3 separate regions of the Homo sapiens genome follow, and all the other regions are linked to region 2. Evidence: chromatin contacts called from ENCODE Hi-C or POLR2A ChIA-PET data. All regions are on one chromosome and are shown on one strand. The core of a region is the stretch at or near the end of the contact, and the rest is flanking DNA. Distances in the headings are between cores, read along the strand shown.

The links. A loop is a pair of places that touch in the nucleus more often than their neighbours do. ChIA-PET counts read pairs that join two places held with the same protein, here RNA polymerase II (POLR2A). Pooled maps may share reads with other maps.
Region 1: a pooled map shows a loop between it and region 2 (9-fold over the local background). The contact joins two enhancer-like sites. A Hi-C loop is called at or near these places in 4 of 50 pooled maps. POLR2A ChIA-PET finds 5 or more read pairs at or near these places in 4 of 52 experiments (CD8-positive, alpha-beta T cell, H1 and WTC11).
Region 3: a loop to region 2 is called in a pooled map, with 4 times the contacts of the local background. The contact joins the promoter of PDCD2L here to the enhancer-like site in region 2. A Hi-C loop is called at or near these places in 6 of 50 pooled maps. POLR2A ChIA-PET finds 5 or more read pairs at or near these places in 6 of 52 experiments (A549, T-cell, WTC11 and 2 more).

What each region holds. Positions count from the first base shown.
Region 1 is chr19:34,472,489-34,477,539 of GRCh38, reverse strand. No RefSeq gene overlaps it. Among named protein-coding and RNA genes, the nearest start is that of WTIP, 6.7 kb to the left of the region's middle. Within about 2 kb of position 2,184, at least 4 of the 41 ENCODE cell types and tissues checked have a DNase peak (open chromatin) inside an H3K27ac peak, as active enhancers do.
Region 2 is chr19:34,268,422-34,273,058 of GRCh38, reverse strand. All of the region lies in intron 1 of GARRE1 (granule associated Rac and RHOG effector 1), which reads right to left. Among named protein-coding and RNA genes, the nearest start is that of GARRE1, 16 kb to the right of the region's middle. RefSeq lists an enhancer at 2,243-2,943. Within about 2 kb of position 2,923, at least 35 of the 41 ENCODE cell types and tissues checked have a DNase peak (open chromatin) inside an H3K27ac peak, as active enhancers do.
Region 3 is chr19:34,401,967-34,406,666 of GRCh38, reverse strand. It overlaps PDCD2L (programmed cell death 2 like), which reads right to left and starts at 2,268. Exons shown (of 7, transcript NM_032346.2): 1 at 2,129-2,268; 2 at 1,852-2,018; 3 at 1,677-1,737. The coding sequence starts at 2,236. It overlaps GPI (glucose-6-phosphate isomerase), which reads right to left. Exons shown (of 18, transcript NM_000175.5): 18 at 4,254-4,700.

The DNA of each region.
Region 1 (5,051 bases), core at 935-3,434, 210 kb before region 2:
CAACCTCCGCCTCCCAGGTTCAAGCCATTCTCCTGCCTCAGCCTCCCAAGTAGCTGGAATTACAGGCATCCACCACCATGCCTGGCTAACTTTTGTGTGTGCACGTGTGTGTGTGTGTGTATGTGTGTGTATATATATGTATGTGTGTGTATATATATGTATGTATATATATGTGTATATATATGTATATGTATGTGTGTGTGTGTGTGTGTCTATATATATATATATATATATATTTTTTTTTTTTTTTTTTTTTTTTTTTTTTGGAGAGACGGGGTTTCACCATGTTGGCCAGGCTGGTCTCAAACTCCTGACCTCAGGTGATCCACCCGCCTCGGCCTCCCAGAGTGCTGGGATTACAGGCGTGAGCCACCAAGCCCAGCCTACAATGGTGATTTTTTAAGGAGCCCCTCATGCCCCTCCTTGTAATCTAGCTTCCATTAGACCTCCTTAATTGTCTGTACTGTATGGACCCCAGGTATTGACAGAATTCAGGGGTTTTCTCATGGAGTCCTAGGCCACTTATCAATCAGCTGTGACTGGATAACGGGTTATGAGGGAAGGGGAATGGCAGCCAAACTCCACAGGAAGTTTCTGGGACCCACACTTCTTTCTCCTTAGCCTATGACAGTTTTTACCCTTGTCGAATTTCCAGCACCAGTCTCTCACCTGAAGCACACACACCTTTCCAGCTCAGCTCCTGGGGGCCACTCCTCCCACACACAGCACCAGGCTCAAGATGCACGTTCTGTCCTATCCACTGGGAGGGCTTTTTCCATCCCCTCTTCTCTGAGCACCCATCCTGTGTGCTGCCACGCTGAGAGGCAGCTTCCAGGAGCTCTAAGAGTCATAGAAACCAACCTCATACTCAAAAATATAATACCAGGCTGGGCACCCAAGGGAATTTTTTCAACCCCTCTTCTCTGAGGCCCCACTCTTTCTGCCAGATTGAGCCTAACTTCAATCTCTCCTGGTCCTGTTATCCCCTTTAGGCCTGAGGATGCAAGAAGATTCAAAGCATTGATCACTGAAGCCATGGATAGATTGGGGAACCAATCTAAGAATTAAGGCTAAGACATGATACTTGCAGCTTGCTTCCTTCCTGTTTCCATGGGGGTTTTTGTTTTTTGTTGTTGCTGTTTGTTTGGTGTGTGTGTGTGTCTGTAACATGATCCCACCCTGTCATCCAGGCTGGAGTGCAGTGATGCGATCATGGCTCAGCTCCCTGCAGCTTCGAGCTCCTGGTCTCCAGTGATCCTCCCACCTCAGCCTCCAGGTTAGCTAGGACTATAGGCGCATGCCACCATGCCAAACTAATTTTTGTTGTTGTTGTTGTTGTTTTTCGTAGAGTGAGGTTTCACCATGTTGCCCAAATTCCTGGACTCAAGCAATCCTCCTGCCTTGACCTCCCCAAGTGCTGGGATTCCAGGTACAAACCACTGCATCTGGCAAAGGCCCTCTTTTCTTGTCTTGAAGCCTTACCATGCACGCAGGAATGGGAATTTCTGCCCTAACTTTGTACCATGGTAAAAAACCCCAGCCAATCTACAGCTCAATGGGGAGGACCTATTTGGGGATGCCCAGATTAATGGAGCTTTTGGTATTATTATTTTTTGAGACAGGGTCTCACTCTCTTGGCCAGGCTGCAGTGCTGTGATCACACCTCAGCCTCAACTTCCTGGCTTAAGTGATCCTCCCACCTGAGCCTCTCAAGTAGCTGGGACCACAGACACATGCCACCATGCCTGGCTAATTTTTTATTTATTGTAGTGATAGGGTCTCACTATGTTGCCCAGGCTGGTCTTGAACTCCTGGGCTCAGATGATCCTCCTGCCTCAGCCTCCCAAGGTGCTAGGATTACAGGCATGAGCCACCATGCCCAACCTGGCATTAGGCTTTTCAGTATGAGGTTGGTGTTTATGACTTCCAAACCTCCCGGAAGCTGCTGCTATAACCAACTGGGACATCTGCCTCTCAGTGTGGCAGCACACAGGGTGTGGGTGCTCAGATCTCCAACTCACCACCTACTGCTGTCAAAATGACATGAGGAGTTGGGTTTTCATTCACGCCAGTCTTTAGTTCATTGTGCTTTCAAAGGTTTCCACCCAGGCTGGCAACAGTGGTAACGTTTTCCACCGAGTGCAGCACTGCAATTTGTGTTGACAGAATGGCTGAATGACATCGTCTGCACAGTGCCTAAATTTCCTGAGACTGGTTGATCTGAGAATCAAAGTAAACCATTGAAAGACTCTAAAGTGCAAAGCCTGAGGACCTTCTCAGACGCTGTACGTTCTGGTAAAGCTTTTGCTCAGAATCTTTCCCAATCTGTGAGTCATCACTTGTTGCTAGACTTAAAATTTTTAAAACTGGCATGAGTCAGAGACATTTAGCAAAACTTCCTAAAATGTTACTTTACCAGGAGATAATTGTCTTCAAAACATAGCCAAACTACACAGTGGCGTTGTAGCCCCGTAGTTCAACTGTTGATTTTTAATTTTTTTAGTTTGAGTTCTAAAATTTTTCAAATAAGCTTTTGGATGCAATGTGTTTTGAATTGGATGCAGGAAAAAGAAAATGTTCCTTCTGTGAGCACAATGCAAATAATGTGCTCCCAGTGTGAAATAAAAATACTTCTCTAAATATATCCTCCCTCAAAATGGTCAAATGGACCTCAGGAATATTGCTTTAAAATGCAAAGAAACAGGAGGTCCTCCCTACCTCTACATGTCACAATGACTAGAAACATCTGCTGACATTTTTTCTTCTCTGATCTTTTTGGGTTTTCTTTACTTTTCACATTTTTATTTTATTTATTTATTCATGTATTTATTTTTTTTTGAGACAGTCTCACTCTGTCACCCAGGCTGGAGCACAATGACACCATCTCAGCTGACTGCAACCTCTGCCTCCCGGGTTCAAGCAACTCACATGCCTCAGCCTCCCAAGTAGCTGGGATTACAGGTGTGCACCACCACACCCAGCTAATTTTTCTATTTTTTTAGTAGAGATGGGGTTTCATCATGTTGGCCAGACTGGTCTCGAACTCCTGGCCTCAAGCGATCTATCTGCCTCAGCCTCCCAAAGTGCTGGGATTACAGGCATGGGCCACCTCACCTGGCCCACATTTTTGGTTTTTGTATATTACAAAAGGCTGGTAAGTGGCTTACATTTGGCCATGTTCCTTGGGTGTAGGCCAAGTCCACGTCAGACATGTATGCCACTGATGGACAATTTTCAGGAACATCTATTATCAACTAAATGCTGTCTGGCAGCCTCTGAGTGGGCCATTCATCTAGTGGGAACCACCTGGCTTAGTTCTCTGGAGGCTCAAATGAAAGAGAATCCTTCCTAAGTCACAGCCTAGCAACAAGAAGGATGGGTAAAGCTGACTTCAACAGTGTTGAGCCCAGAATCCCACTAACACTTTCTCTTTCCACCTTATATGTTTAATAACCTTTATTGCCTTTCTGACTTTAATCATAGGACATACTCAATATAAAACTTGGAAAAGTCAAATAGGCACAAAAGGAAAATAGACTGCCTGTGTATGTATATATGCATTTGTGCGTGTGTGCATATATATACATATATTCACTTCTATTATGAAAGTTTTCAAAGCTGAATGGTACAATGAAACACACACAGTACCTAGGTTCAATAAATGTTAATTTTGCTGTTTTCCTCCCCATATAGCCTGAGAAAGGTGCAGTGGCTCACAACTGTAATCCCAGCACTTTGGGGGAGGCCAAGGAGGGAAGATCGCTTTAGCCCAGGACTTTCAGACCAGCCTGGGCAACAGAGCAAAACCCCTTCTACAAAAAATTGAAAAAATTAGCCAGGCGTGGTGGCGTAACACCTGCAGTCCCAGCTACGTGGGAGGCTGAGGGAGGAGGATCGCTCGAGCCCAGGAGTTTGAGGCTGCAATGAGCTATGATTATACCACTTTACTCCAGCCTGGGCACCAGAGCAAGTACGTCTCAAAAAAAAAAAAAGTTGCTGGTATTGAAGATTTGCCCATAATACACTAAAAAGAACATAATTACAATCACATTATCGTACTGAAGAAAACAATTCTATATTACCTATATTCGTTTCATTTTCAAATTTCCAATTGTTACAAGAATTGTTATAGTCATTTTTGTTGAACTAGGATGCAAAAAAAATTATTCATACATTGTATTGGGTTGTCTCTTAAATGTCTTTTAACCCCAGAATGCCTACTCCTTCCTTTTTTGAAATGACACTTACTGAAGAGCCCTGGCAGTTACGGAATATCACAGATATTCTGCTCACCTGATTGTTTCTAAATGTTAACTTGTGCCTCTACCCCCTCTCCATTTCCTGTCAGCTGGAGGTCTAGATGCTTGGTTAGATTCCAGTCAACAATTTCTTGGTGAGATACTGCTGTGTTCTTGGTATCATCTTAGGAAGCACAGAAACATCAGGCCGTCCCATAAGTGACACTAGGTTTGATCACTTGATTATGGTGGCGGCAGTCAGATCTGTCAATTGTGAAGATTGGTGTTTTCCAAATTAGGCGTGGTGGCTCACATCTGCAGTCCCAGCTACTCAGGGGTGCTGAGGTGGGAAGATCACTTGAGCCTGAGAAGTCGAGGCTGCAGTGAGCTGTGATCACATCACTGCACTCCGGCCTGGGGGACAAAGCGAGACGCCCCTCTCTAAAATAAGTAAAGATTGATGTTTTCCTTTTGCAAGTGACCTGTGCAGCAACATTTGAGTGTTGTGCTAAAATTCTGTTCCTCAGCAGCCTTTTACCTGAAAGGTTTTGGCATCCAGTGATCTTTGCCTGGTCAGTTATCTCATTAATGGGTTAAAATGTTGGAACCTCTCATGGCACATGCTGAGCAGCCAGTAGTCTTCAGGACAATGGATTCTCTAGGTAAACTTGTCACCACACTGTTCCAAGTGAGGCTGGAAGACAGTTTGTCAACACCATATTTCAGGCTGGAGGTGGAAAGAAGCTGTTGAGGAAACTCCCTTTGCAAGCCCTACTCCCAGCTCCCAGCTGGTGAGACAATTTACATGGAAAA
Region 2 (4,637 bases), core at 1,674-4,173:
GCTAATTTTTGTGTTTTTAGTCGAGACAGTTTTCACCATGTTAGCCAGACTGGTCTCGAACTCCTGACCTCAAGTGATCCAACCTCCTTGGCCTCCCAAAGTGCTGGGATTACAGGCGTAAGCCATCACACCTGGCCGTGTTATCAAATTACAAGGTTATCACAATGACCCCATAAGGTAGGTGAGGCATCTAATAAGATGAAGTGAGTTCTTCATGTTCTCACCACATGGCTAAGGTAGTGGTCACCACACAGCTAGGTCTGGGACATGGCAATCTGCTGCCACAGGTTGAGCTCTCCATTCTTGCACCATCCCACCTCTGTCAAATATCCAGACCATGGCACTCTGCTTACCACTCCTAGAAGATGGTTAAGGCTTCCAGCTTCTTGGAACTGATGAGAAGCTGAGCTGGAGCAATGAAAAGTGACCTCTCTCTAGGAGATCATACTCCGTATCACTGCTGATGATTCCCAAATTCAACTCTCCAGTCAAGACCTCCCTCTCCAAGGACCAGACCCAGGAGACATCTCTGCAGGGTCTTCAAGTTTTACCCTTTCATGGCCAGGGCACGGTAGCTCACGCCTGTAATCCCAGCACTTTGGGAGGCCAAGGTGGGTGGATTACCTGAGGTCAGGAGTTTGAGACCAGCCTGACCAACATGGCAAAACCCTGTCTCTACTAAAAATACAAAAATTAGCCGGGCATGGTGGTGGGCGCCTGTGATCCCAGCTATCTGGGAATCACTTGAACCCAGGAGGCAGATGTTGCAGTGAGCCAAGATTGCATCACTGCACTCCAGCCTGGGCAACAGAGCAAGACTATGTTTCAAAAAAAGTTTTACCCTGTCACCTTTCTATTTCCCACTCCTCCTGCTATATTTACTGCCTTGCTTGGTCAAAGGCACAACCAACTTTTAACCCAAACTTAAGGTGTTATTCCAGATGGTCCCCGTCCTGTTGTCTAGCCTGTCCTTTCAATCCTGTCAATCCTGTTCACCACAGTGCCTCTTCTACAGCAACTGCTCCATAAATGTTACCTATTATTATTATATCCTAAATGTTTCTCATTTCCTCCTTACCCTTGCACTACTCAGCTTCCAAGGAAATTGACTTCCAGAGCAAGCAATATCAAGGCACAGAAGCTGACAGAATGCCTTCTATGAGGACAAGAAGCCAGCCTGCCAAAGGCTCAGGCCCTAGTTTTTTTGTTTTTGTTTTTGTTTTTGTTTTTGAGACTTGCTCCATGCCCCAGGCTAGAGCACAGTGGCACGATCATAGCTCACTGCAGCTTTGACCTCCCTCAAGTGAACCTCCCACCTCAGCCTCCTAAGTAGCTCAGCTAATTTTTATTTTTTGATTTTTTGTAGAGATGGGGTCTCTCTACATTGCCCAGGCTGGTCTCAAACTCCTGGGCTCAAGCAATCCTTCTGCCTCGGCTCCCAAAATGCTGGTACTACAGACATGAGCCACCGCGCCCAGCTCCTAGTTCTTTCAATGAAAGTGCACAGAAGGGGCCGGGCGTGGTGGCTCACACCTGTAATCCCAGCACTCTGGAAGGCCGAGGCGGGTGGATGACGAGGTCAGGAGATCGAGACCAGCCTGGCCAACATGGTGAAACCCTGTCTCTACTAAAAATACAAAAAGTTAGTTGGGTGTGGTGGCACACACCTGTAGTCCCAGCTACTAGGGAGGCTGAGACAGGAGAATCGCTTGAACCCGGGAGACAGAGGTTGCAGTGAGCCAAGATCACGCCACAGCACTCTAGCCTGGGCAACAGAGTGAGACTTCATCTAAAAAAAAAAAAAAAAAAAAAAGAAAGTGCACAGAAGGTATACCTGAACACTAGCTGAAGCTGATAGAGCACAGCATACTCTAAGTAGCAAACTAAGAATTATGAGAATGTCAGATATGAAAATAGAAACTAACAAATGGCTTTAATCCCAGGGAACCAAACATTCTACTTTATTCCATTTTATAAGTTAGTAATTAGTAATTCAATTCTTTAACACAGTGGTTCTCAACAAGTGGGGAAAAGTATAATTTTGTGTCCTTCTCTGCCCTACCAACATCTGGCAATGTCTAGAGATGTTTTGGTTGTCACCCTGGGCAAGTGCTAGTGGGTAGCATCCAGTGGGTAGAGGCCAGAAGTGCTGCTGAACATCCCATAATGCACAAGACAGCCCCTACAAAGAATTATCTACCCCAAAATGTCAACAGTGCAGCTCTTAAGAATCTCCGATAAACTAATGCTTTGAGCACCTTCCATATTCAAGTTAACTAATGTATAACAAGTTACTTCTTTCTGGGGAGATGATACAAACTTTCTCCATAAATTAAGCTATAACGGGTCCATAAGCTAAGAAGAGGCATCATCAAAAAAGAGACTGATAAATGCTAAATAAGTCGTTTAGAAAACAAATGCCATGGGTTCAGAGGAAGGAGGGTGCCATAGAGGCTGAGGCCCCCCTCAAAGATCTGAGAGAGCAGACTAGGCTCCTCAGCTCACTTCAAGCTGCCAGTCAAGGCCCTCTAGAGAGTAACCAGAATCCACCTCCCTATCCTTACCTGCAACAGGGCCTGTCCCTTCAACTTAACCTTCCCTCAAGCTGCAGAGGCCACAGGGCCACGACATTCCACCCACATTGTTACTGCTGAAAAAAGCCCTCACTTCCTTCACAAAAGTGCTGTCCTCCAACTAAACAGCAACCCCTGTCTCCACCCACAAGGCTGAGGACATGATGTCACCTCAACCCAATCACAAAATCATGTTCCTATGACTCCTAGAGGAAGAAGGTAGTGAAAAGATTAAGGTGGAAAATGCCTTAAATGGCTCAGGCCCTGAGGCCTTGTCCTCTGCCACCTAAAATCACTGCTTAGCAGCAGCCAGCCAGGAGCCGCCTCATTTCCTGTGCAACTGCGGTAAAAATAGGAAGTGGGGGAGGAAGTTCACAAAGCAGAAACAAAAGTAATCACTGCCTAGCTTCCTGAACACAAATCACCGAGCAGGGAGGGTATCATTAAAACATCAGAAGAGAAAGGCGGGCATGGAGAGCAAGGCCAGAGGAAAAGAAGTGACACTTTGGGGTGGGGTCCACCAAGCCCAGACTATTTCTGTGCCTGAGACACTGCTCCAAAAGGAAAACTGGACAAAACTGGACACTAGCCTATTCTACAGAAATGGCTTCCATGGAATTAATACTAAAGCATGTTCACTTGAAGACATGCAAAAACTGAACTGTTCTAGCAGAGTAAAAAATATCAATGAAAAGGTTTTAAGGAGGCCAAGATTAAACTATTTTTCTAGTCAAGAGGTAGCTACTAAAACAAAACAAAGGTCAGGTCTGGTGGCTCACACTGTAATCCTAACACTTCAGACGGCCAAGGCAGGAGGATCACTTGGGCCCAGGTGTTCATGGTTGCAGTGAGCTATGATCATGCCACTGCACTCCAGCCTGGGTAACACAGCAAGGGCCTCTCTCAAAATAAATAAATAAATACATAAATAGAAATAAATTTTAAAAACAAAACAAAAGAGCTACTATATAATTGATTGGTTGACAAAATCCGAAGCCCATGTTATCCTATACTGAGCTATGAAAACTCAGGCGGATAGGAAAAAAACTACTGAATAAACATTCTAATCAGTGCCAGAATCTATCACAAGTAAAAATAAAGAGGCTTCTACAACCATCCCCACCCCCAACACGGGTCAACCCTGTGAGGCTCCAGGCACCCAGGATGCAGTGGGAAAGGAGACAGATGCAGCACCGGCTCGCTACCAATCTCATGTGGGAACAACCTGCTTCCACGTGGTGATCCATGACCGCCTCTGGTACTGACATTTGCTCTGTAACAATTTACCACCACAAACCATGGCGTTCCTCTATGAAGCCAAAGCAACTTATCATTAGCGGTTCTGAAGAGCTTTTATATTTGGTAATCTACAAACAACTGATCATTTCATTTAAGCAGAAGAACAACTTTTCTAACCGCAAGGTCAACAGAGCCAAAATTTACTTTCAAAATAACAGAGGTTTTAAAAAAATAGGTCAAATGTGCTAAGTAGTAATATAGATAAAGAACAGGCTTAATTTTGTTTCATTTGAGGGGTGGCTTGTTGTTTTTGCTTTTATTTTTGGTGGGGAAGGAACAGGAAGATCAATGCGTAACTTTTTTTAAACAGTCACTACGTTAATAAGTAAAAAAGTAAATGAAACGGGTAGTAATCACCACATATTCAATTTCTTTTTTCTTTCTTCTTTTAAGAGACGGAGTCTCACTGTGTTGCCCAGGCCAGTCTCAAACTCCTGGACTCAAGCAACCCTCCCACCTCGACCTCCCAAAGTGCTGGGATTACAGGTGTGAGTCACTATACCTGGCCTCAATTTCATACAAAGAAAAATAGTGAACATTTAATGAAAAAAAAAAATCCAGTATTACTTGGTCCTGATGAGGACAGACCTAGCTGTCTGTCTGATTTTCTGGTAACAAATGGACTTAACTGTACTCTAAGACTGTTGTTTTAGTCTTCTTATGAAGTCAAAAGCTCACTCTCAAAACCTGCTGCCATCAAAACAAAACAAAACTAGTATTAGAACTCTTGAAGGAATTCTATTACAGGAACACTGTGAGCCAAAA
Region 3 (4,700 bases), core at 1,019-3,518, 130 kb before region 2:
GTAATCCCAGCACTTTGGGAGGCCGAGGTGGGTGGATGACAAGGTCACGAGATCAATACCATCCTGGCTAACATGGTGAAACCCTGTCTCTACTAAAAATTTAAAAAAATGAAAAAATTAGCTGGCCGTGGTGGCGGGCGCCTGTGGTCCCAGCTACTCTGGAGGCTGAGGCAGAATGGTGTGAACCCAGGAGGTGGAGCTTGCAGTGAGCAGAGACGGCGCCACTGCACTCCAGCCTGGGCAACAGAGCAAGACTCCGTCTCAAAAAAAAAAAAAAATAAGAGTATTGTGTATCTCCAAATTGCTAGAGGAAATTTCAAATGTTCTCACAAGATGTTAAGTATTTGAGGTGATGAATGCATTAACTAGCTTCATTTAATTATTCCACATGATATTCATGAATCATAGCCATCACTTTATACCTCATAAATTTATACATTATTATAAACTGTCAATTTACAGTTAAAAAAAAAAGTTGAAGAAATCCAGGAGGAAGTCTCCATCTCCCTTTTGTTTTTTTGGCAGGGGACAGGGTCTGGCTTTGTGGCCCAGGCCGGAGTGCAGTGGCACAAGTGTAGGTCACTGCAGCCTCAACCTCCTAGACTCAAGCAATCCTCCTACCTCAGCCTCCTGAGTAGCTGGCACTACAGTTGCGTGGCCATCATGCCTGGCTAATTTGTTTACTTTTTATAGAGACGATGTTTTGCTATGTTGCCCAGACTGCTCTCCCAACGTTTTTTTTTTCTTTTGTTTTGTTTTGTTTTGTTTTTACGGAGTCTGTCACCCACGCTGGAGTGCAGTGGCATGATCTCAGCTCACTGCAATCTCTGTCTCCCGGGTTCAAGCGATTCTCCTGCCTCAACCTCCCTTGTAGCTGGGATTACAGGTGTCTGCCACCATGCCCGGCTAATTTTTTGTTTTTGTTTTTAATAGAGACGGGGTTTCGCCATGTTGGCCAGGCTGGTCTCGAACTTCTGACCTCAGGAGATCCGCCCGCCTCGGCCTCCCAAAGTGCTGGGATTACAGGCGTAAGCCACCGCGCCCAGCCTGGTCTCCAACTTCTGAGCTCAAGCAATCCTCCCACTTCAGCCTCTCAAAAAACGGTGGGATCACAGGCGTGAGCCACCATGCTGGGCCTCCATCTCCTTTTAACAAAGGAGTTAGAAAATAAAAATAAAGTAAAATAGAAGAAAAAAAAAACTCTCACAAAACCTTAAGAAAGGCCGGGCGCGGTGGCTCATGCCTGTAATCCCAGCACTTTGGGAGGCCGAGGCGGGTGGATCACCTGAGGTCGGCAGTTCGAGACCAGCCTGACCACCATGGCGAAACCCCGTCTCTATTAAAAATACAAAATTAGCCGGGCGTGGTGGCATATGCCTGTAATCCCAGCTACTAGGGAGGCTGAGGCAGGAGAATCGCTTGAACCTGGGAGGCGGAGGTTGCGGTGAGCCGAGATCGCGCCATTGCACTCCAGCCTGGGCGACAGAGCGAAACTCCGTCTCAAAAAAAAAAAAAAAAAAAAACTTTACGAAAATAGCATTTTATGGTTCTTCAGAAAAGCAAAAAACACTCCAGTGTACTTCAAAGAACACGGCTTTAAAGTCTGCCCCAAACTATTCTCTGGAAAATATCCTCAAATGACAGAAAAACAATAACATGCCAATCACAACCTTTACCTGAGCGTCCTGCGCCTCTCTCTCTGGCACCTGCAGGCACTGGGAGCGGAACACCTTCCAGCTTCGGGGTGAAGACAAAGGGCCGTGAGGGCTGCACCCCGACTCCAGCCCGCCGGCCCGCCCCAGCCCGCTGGAAAGGACACCCCTGGAGCAGCTCTGGGACTTCCCCGCCTACCTGCGCGCACCGCCGGTGCTACAGCCGGGGCAGGCGCACGCGAACACGTGCAGCAGACGGTGAAACGGGGAGCCTTCCAGCGGGCAATACACCTGCACGACCAGAGCGAGCGGCTGCCCGCAGCGCTGACACACGGGCCTGGGCGCAGCCACGGTGGGCAGAGCATCCTGAGGGGACAGAGGAGGCGCTCAGACCCCGACTCCCCCCAGGACCTCGCCCACTCCCTCCGCACCCTTCAGCAGCACCCATCGACCCCAGCTCCGGCACCCGCCCTCACCGGAATGCCGCCCAGCTTGCTAGCAGTCCAGGCACCCGGCCCTGTGGGGCTGCCGTGCACCGGCGCATCTCGAAGGCCCAGCAGCACCGGCTTCAGAACGGCCGCCATGGCCGCCGGGCGACCAGGTGAAAACGCAAACTACGGCGGCCTCTCTGCGCACGCGCAACGCTACGCTAAAATGATAACCCCGCTCCCTTACTAGGATCCGATGCGGAGGCGTGGCTTTAAGGCGCGTGCGCTCAGGTCCCAGAGCCACAGAGGCGCCGCTGGCGTCAGGGGCTCGAAATCCCGGAGTCCCAGGCATTATGTGCCCCTTAATGCGCTGTGATAGGAAGTACACACCATCTACTAGGAAGTAGTTTTGCCAAAAAGCTAACTTTCTTTTTTCCTTTTTTTCCTGAGACGAGGACTTGCTATATTGCCCACACTGGTCTTGAACTCCTGGGGTTCAAGCGATCCTCCCGCCTCCGCCTCCCAAAGTGTTGCGATTACAGGTGTGAGCCACCAGAAAAAAGCCTTCCCGGAAAATAAAAATTTTAGGTGGGATAATGGTATTATCAGTCATTAACAAGAACAATAAAGTTTTTTAAAAAGTTAAAGTTTTTAATTTTTAGAGAAACACACCAAAATGCTTATAGATGAAATACCTCCGATTTGCTACTACATAATTAAGGTGGTGGGGTGTAAATACAGTAAGATTGACCATGAGTTGATAATTGTTGAAATTTGGTGCCAGGCACATGGAGATTTATTCTATTTGGGTTTTATATGTTTGAGATTTTTCAGTTTTTATTTTTGTTTTGTTTTGTTTTGTTTTTGAGACAGAGTCTTGCTGGGTCGCCCAGGCTGAAGTGCAGTGGCGCCATCTCACTGCATCTCAGCCTCCCAGGTTCAAGTGATTCTCCTGCCTCAGCCCCACCCAGTAGCTGGGGTTACAGACGCCCACCACCACGCCCGGCGCCCGGCTTTTTTTTTTTTTTTTTTTTTAGACGGAGTTTCGCTCTTGTCGCCCAGGCTGGAGTGCACTGGCGTGATCCCAGCTCACTGCAACCTCTGCCTCCCAGGTTCAAGCGATTCTTCTGCCTTAGCCTCCCGAGTAGCTGAGATTACAGGCATGTGCCACCATGCCTGGCTAATTTTGTATTTTTAATAGAGATGGGGTTTCTCCATGTTGGTCAGGCTGGTCTCGAACTCCCAACCTCAGGTGATCCGCCCACCTTGGCCTCCCAAAGTGCTGGGATTACAGGCGTGAGCCACCATGCCCGGCCTTTTTTGTATTTTTAGTAGAGACGGGGTTTCACCATGTTGGCCAGGCTGGTTTCGAGCTCCTGAAATCAAGTGATCTGCCCACCTCGGCCTCCCAAAGTGTTAGTATTACAGGTGTGAGCCACCGCGCCCAGCCACACAATACAGTTTTTTCAATTCCTGCAGCACAACATGGGTGAATTTCAAAAGCATCATGGGAAGAAGCCAGACACAAAAGGCGCCATTCTGGTAAACGCAGAACTTCGGAGGGAAAAAAATCAGTTCAATGGTAGTCAGGAGTTGGGATGAGGGAGTAGGACTGGACCACAAGTGTCAGGAACTTTTGAGGGTGAGGAAAATGCTGTATATCTCATCTGTAATGGTTCTAAGACTGTATATACACTTGTGAAAACTCATAACTGTATACCAAAGAAAGGTGAATCTTACTATATGTAAATCACACCCCAATAAACCTGACTTTTTAAAAATGCAGGCTGCAAAAACATTATTTTAGGATTCATAACGTGGTATGCAAAAGAAATGAATGTTTTCAAGGATTTACACCTCAAAGGAGGAAGCACCAGCCTTTGTGAGGTTTGGCTCTAGCCCAGCAAGGATCTGGAGATGAAACCCATTTACTCCTTTTTTTACCACACTTCATCCTGATAGCTTTAAAAGGCCCTGTGATGCTGGGCACAGTGGCTTGCGCCTGTAATCCCAACACTTTCGGAGGCCAAGGCAGGAGGATCTCTTAAGCCCAGGAGTTGAAGATAAGCCTGGGCAACACAGTAGTATTACCAGGGGAGGATCTTGACTACAAGTCGTCCAGGTTCTTGGAATATTGAACAAAGAGGTGGACAAAACACACAAAGCAACAAAAGAAGGAACAAAAGCACAGATTTATTGAAGCAAAAGTACATTCCAGAAAGCGGGATGAGGCTCAAGCAAGTGCCCTGTGTAGAAAATCTGGGGTTTAAGTACCCTTTAGAGGTTTCCTATTTGGTTACACCCTATGTAAATAAAGACTTGGCCTGCCACCAGTCAGAGGCTGAAGTGAATGCTCCTTTGTCTCCAGACCCTATTCTCTGGCCTCAGTGGGATCCTATCACTACAAAAATTTATTTTTTATTTTTCTTATTTTTTTTTTTTTACAACAGTACACTGATCTACAAAAATTTTAAAATGAGCCGGGCGCGGTGACTCACGCCTGTAATCCCAGCACTTTGGGAGGCCAAAGCAGGCGGATCATGAGGTCAGGAGATCAAGACCATCCTGGCTAACACGGTGAAACCCCGTCTCTACTAAAAATACAAAAAATTAGCCGGGT